Regions from separate parts of the Homo sapiens genome. Here region 1 is linked to region 2. A link is a loop called in an ENCODE intact Hi-C map of the cell type or tissue named here. Cell type or tissue: endothelial cell of umbilical vein. All regions are shown on one strand. Each heading gives the region's core, and the rest is flanking DNA. Links, peaks and the distances in the headings are about the cores only. Region 1 has its middle 40 kb from the start of MMP12. Region 2 has its middle 56 kb from the start of DCUN1D5.

The links. Peaks named below come from ENCODE experiments on the same cell type or tissue, not always from the same donor. Only the 100,000 strongest peaks of a DNase experiment are listed, where the experiment ranks them.
Region 1: a loop joins it to region 2, with 3 times the contacts of the local background. A loop is called at or near these places in 1 of 110 quality-filtered maps.

Annotation. Positions count from the first base shown.
Region 1 is chr11:102,913,170-102,916,099 of GRCh38, reverse strand. No RefSeq gene overlaps it. Among named protein-coding and RNA genes, the nearest start is that of MMP12, 40 kb to the right of the region's middle. In endothelial cell of umbilical vein, for the core only: a CTCF peak has its summit at 1,158 (motif pointing left); a DNase peak (open chromatin) is centred at 1,159.
Region 2 is chr11:103,034,804-103,037,733 of GRCh38, reverse strand. No RefSeq gene overlaps it. Among named protein-coding and RNA genes, the nearest start is that of DCUN1D5, 56 kb to the left of the region's middle. In endothelial cell of umbilical vein, for the core only: a CTCF peak has its summit at 1,576; a DNase peak (open chromatin) is centred at 1,533; H3K27ac peaks cover 447 bases.

The DNA of each region.
Region 1 (2,930 bases), core at 98-2,597, 120 kb after region 2:
TTAGTTTGATGGTGTCTCACTCGTCTATTTTTACTTTTGTTGCCTGTGGTTTTAGGGTCATATCCAAGAAATCAATGTCAAGACCAATGTTATCAAGGTTTTTCCCTATGTCTCCTTCTAGAGTTTTTGTAGTTTCAGGTCATATATATATGTCTTTAATCCATTTTGAGTTGATTTTTGTGTATGGTATAAGATAAGGGTCTAATTACATTTTTTGCATGTGAATAATGTTTTCTCATTTTTAAAAGTTGAGTATTGAAATCTCCCACTGTTATTGTACTGCTATTTCCCTATTCACTTCTATCAATGTTTGCTACATATAATTGGGTCCTTGGATGTTGGTTGCATGTATGTTTATAGCTGTTTATCTTGCTGGTGAATTCACCTTTTTATCAATAAATAATGTCCTTCTTTGTCTTTTGTCATGATTTTTGACTTAAAGTCTATTTTATCTGTCTTTGAGTTCACTGATTCTTTCTTCTGCTTGACTAAGTCTGCTGTCGAACCCCTTATCTTAATTTGTTGGGCTACTATAACAAAACACCTTAGACTGTGTTGCTCATAAACAACAGAAATTTGTTTCTCAAAGTTCTGGAAATCGAGAAGTCCAACATCAAGGTGCCAGCAGATTTGGTGCCTGGTGAGGGCCCACTTTCTTCATAGAGGAAGATCTTTCCACTGTAACTTCACATTGTATTCTGCAGCTCCAGAATTTTTGTTTGGATCTTTTTTATATTTTCTCTTTGTTGACATTCTCATTTTGTTCATGTATCACTTTCTTGAGCTCTTTAAGCATCTTTATAACATCTTGACTTTTTTCAGGCAACTCATATACCTCTGTTTCTTTAGGATCATTTTTTGGAGGTTTATTTTGTTCCTTTGATTGGGCCAGGCTTTCTGTTTCTTTGTATGCCTTGTAACTGTGTTGGGATCTACACATTTGAAAAAACAGCCACCTCTCCCAGTCTTTATGGGCTGACTTTGAACAGGAAAATACCCTCACCAATTATCCCAGCTAGAGATTCTGGGGGTCTCTCAAACTTTTTCTGTGGGTGCATTATCTCTGTCTTTGAGCACATAAATTCTGAATTAGAGGGATTTGCCAGTTTATTTTTGGAGGAGCTCACGATCTCTTGCTCCCTCTGGTGTCTGTCTGCAACACTGAAGATTTTCTGGAGCTGCTTCAAGCTGCCCCATTCTGTTTTGGCTTTAGCAACCTCCAGGCTTCTAGCATATTCCAGGTCCTGTCAGTGCTGTGAGACTAGGGATACAGAAACCAGTGTCTTGGGCAGCTCCCAGAATAGTTGGAACATGGACATACATGGAATTCTTCTCTTTCTACCCCAACGAGGAGGCTATGGAGCTGTGTTGGCCTCTATCTGCTATACCACAGGTCCTCCTAAGCAGTATCAAGCTGCCCAATTCTTTTGTTGTCAGTGGTCCCTACATCTCTATATTGTCAGGTCCTGTCAGTGCTCTGAGACAGGTGAGACAGAAACCAATCCCTTGGCAGCTCCCTGAAAAACTAGAACATTGAACACATGCTCCAGTAATTTTCCTCCCCAGGGAAAAGCCAGGAGTTGGTGGTTTTCTCCTACTTATTTTACAATGAGCCAGGAGGAGCAAGTACATCAAGTGAGTGCTGCAAATCTTCACCTTTGTTCTTAGCAGCCTTCAACCTGACACTCTTTCCTGTCTGCACTTAGATTCAGGCAAGACAGAAACCAGTCCCTTGACCAGCCCCCTAAAGAGTCTGAATGTTGGATGTACTGTCTAGCCTTCTCTTTCCCTCCGCAAGCAGAAGACAGTAGCTAGAAGTTTTCTTTTGATAATTCACACTGAAATGGGAGAAAGGACTATGGTGAGTGAGTGCCATGAGTTTTTCTACTGGCTTTAGTGAGGCTGGTTTTGCCTTCCCTTGAAGTGCAGGAACCTCCTAACTTGTTTCTGGTTTTCTTATAAAGGGAATTGATTTATGTATTCTTGTTGATTCAGTGTCTCCCCGCAGGGAAGTAGAGTCTGGCCCTTCCTATTCTGCTATCTTGCTGACATAACCCCTTAGATGGTTTATATTTTGTGGTTTGCATCTTAATTTGCCAACACTCAGCAAAGTATAAATTTTACTGTATGAAAATTATACATATTTTACTGTATGAAAATTATACATAATTATGTATGTAAATTATACTTCAATGAATATGACTTAAAATAAACTAATAAAAAAATTAATGTAACAAAAAGTTTAAAAAAATCCAAACAACGATATAACCTAAACTCTCCTGGATATTCTCCCTTGATACCCAGCAATTTATGTATCATTAAGTTCCATTTAGAATACGGCTTTGTATCGATAAAATTTTCTTTTCTTTATATTTTTTTGGTAGAGATAGGATCTTCGCCATATTAGCCAGGCTGGTCTTGTACTCCTGGACTCAAGCAATCTGTTCACCTCGGCTTCCCAAAGTGTTGAGATTACAGGCGTGAGCCACTAAAATAGGCCAAAATTTTCGAATGTATGGTCTGTGCTTACCTCTGGTTTAAATTTTTTTTCTTTCTATTCTCAAGTATGATTTTAACCAAATTCTAAAATTTTCAATACCATGGAGAAGATATCATACAGGGTTCATCATTTCTAAATAAAAAGTAAATTTCATTCTACATTCATCACTGCATTCTCAGTGCCTGAAAAATGTCTGGTACATAATAACGTTCAGTAATTTTAAAAAATATATAAATGAATAGAATGTCCTTTGACAATTCACTGTCAAAGTGGTTAAGAAAATTAGGCTTCAGAGTTAGCTCCTGTTTTTGAATCTTGACTTTGCCAGTTAGAAGCTGTGTGGCCTTGGGTAGTCTGAGGCTCATTACCTCTGTTTGCAAAAGGGGATAATAATAATGCTTATGTCACATGAAAAGTGCTTGGCTTAATG
Region 2 (2,930 bases), core at 157-2,656:
TTACTGGTTTTAGCCCATTATTCCCATCCATTGAGATTTTCTTGACTTCTTATTTTGATCTACCAATGTCTAACTATTTCCACAAGTTCTATGACATCTGCAAAATAGTAAGCAAGTTCTTGCTGGCATTAGCCACATTATTGGTAAAAATGGTGAATAAGATTAAGGCTTTGGAAGTATCTTTTCTTCTCACTAAAGATTTTTCTTTAAGCTAGATTATTATTGTCATAGTTAATGAACAGCCTATCACAGTTATTGGTGACAGCCCTGCTTCTTCCTAATAGATTGTGAGACCACAGTTTGATCTTCTTAGTATCTCTAAGGCTTAACATAGTGCCTGACAAATATTTGCTGCTTAATAAGAGTTTATAATTGAAGAATGAATGAATGAACTGACATATGTCTATTAATTAATATGCTTTGAACATGATTATTTAACTAGATACATGGCTCATATAATTTAGCCAACATCCAACTTACATTTTCTTTTTTATTTTCATAAGGATATTTACTAAGATTTTGTCATATTTGTCCTAAATCTCTGGAAGCATTCCCTTGATCTACTGATTTAATAACCATTATAGAAGAAAAGCAGATACACTAATATGACTTGTTTTTAGTGAAATCATCCATACTTACTTTTATTTAACACCTATTTCTTTCCTGGATTATTCCTATACTTTTTATGTAATTACTTTCTCTAAACGTTTGCTTCATGACCTCCTAATTACCATGTGTTCCTCCCCATGGGATGTACATTTGTGCAAGTATCTCTCTTCCATCATCATCTTCTCCTTCTTTGCTTCCCATTTTGCTCCTTTCCCTGCTCAATCAATCTTTTTAAGTTAAACAGTTTATTCAGATGCATTATTGAGAATAGGCTCCTCTTTATCTTTAGTTCTCCTGTTCTTATTCAGTTGCTTTCCTACCTTACTTCTTCCTGTTTTTGTACCAAAGTTGAATAAAAGTATAAGTATGTTGAATAAAATTTTGAGCTCCAAGATTTTATTTTATTAAAAAAAAACACAGAAAGAAACATATTTTCTCTCTACCTAAGCAGCACAAAATCTCTCCAACCAATAAAATTACATTTTACTTAAATTCCATTGACAAATGAGTAGGTCAGTTATCCCCAAATGCAGACCCTTTTCCTTCTAGAGAATTTATTGCAACAGAGATCTCTGTAGGGATCTTTCTGAATAATGATGACTTGTGATATTTTATGTCTTCTGTGTTTCTCAGGAGGCTTAGGAGAACATTCTGTTGTCATTCCAAACTCTATTGTATTTACCATCAGCATTTAATTCTTGAGTCGTAGTTTGGGTTTTGTCACAAGAGAGGGCAGGTTTGTCTTAGGCTGGTTTTCTGGTAGTAGAGTTAAATGAGGCCATTGATCAGCATTTATGTTTAGCTTAAGGAAATGTCATCATCTTGTTTGCTTAAACCATAAACACAATCCTCAGCTATTTCCTGTAAAATTTTGCTAACTAGTAATATCTTCTGTAGTGGAAAATATGTGTCATTCTCTTAAAGGCTGTTAAGAACGGAAGTGTGTCCTTGAAAAATTCATATGTTGAATGACTCCCCCATGTGGCTGTATTGAAGATGACACCTAAGGTTGGAACTCTTATCTCATAGAATTGGTGTCCTTATAATAAGAAGAGGAAGAGACCCAGTGTTCTCTCTCCACCATGTGAGGACAAGGCGACAATGTGGCCATCTGCAAGTTGGAAAGAGAGTCCTCCTCAGAACTGGACCCAACTAACGTCCTGATCTCAGACTTCCAGCCTGCAGACTGTGAAAAAATAAATTTTTGTTGTTTTAAGACACAAAGTCTGTGGCTTTTGTTATGGCAGCTCAAGCTGACTAATTCAATGGCTTAATGGTATCTTCATCTGAAAGTAATTAGTAGCTGCATTTCTTCATATGAATTCATAAACTTTACCATAAGTCTGTCAGTCCAAGGGTACCATTAATAGTATGTCATGTTTTGCTCCACATGCCAGCCTTTCTAATAGTTTATCCAAAATTATAATACCTTTTATATTTGGGGTGCTGCTTTTTCTTTTTCCAGTTAAGAAATGTATGAATTTACACTTAGAAAATTGGCTTACTTCATCTGATGTTTTTCAAAGGACAAGATGTAATCTCTGAGTCTTCAATTAATAGAAAAAAAATGTGTGAATCATAAAATCCAAAAAATAATGTTAAGAGAGTCTTTAATTGCAGCCCTGTGAGTTCTACCTCAACCAGTAACTAAATTAATGGGTGATGTACCACTGTGTCTACTACTACTACTACTACCACTGTGATCAGTCAGTGACCTGATCACTCCACAGATGTGAAGTTCTGTACTTCCCCTCAGATACCTCTGAAGCTTTGTTAAGTTCATTTATCAGTTTTTCCTCCTTGAGTGCAGGATCTGTGAAAGGTATTTGTAAAACAATCAAAGTATCTCAGACTCAACAATGCCTCTAACCTTGGAAAATTAATGTAACCTACTAATTTGTGAATGTTAAAAAGTTAATCTTTTGATATCAGTGTAATAAGCTTTAAAAGATGAATAACACTGTCCTTTTCATAGTTATTATAGTTTTCATTAAGATTAAAATAATATAGGTAAAGGTAATTAATTTAAAATATAATAAATTCACACAAAAGGAGAAGCATGAATAAAAAGACTTAACTATATGGCTATAAACAACATGAAAAGGTAAATGGCAAGTTAGGCCAAATATTGGTGACAGGTAGGACAGACAAAGGGTAATTTAAAACATAAAATACAGACATTGCAACAAATACCTAAATGCAAAAATACTATAAATACAGAAAAAAATTAACTATCATTTATATTTTTTAAATTAATTAATTTATTTTTATTTTCTTATTGTTATTTCTTGAAACAGAGTCTCACTCTGTCACCCAGGCTG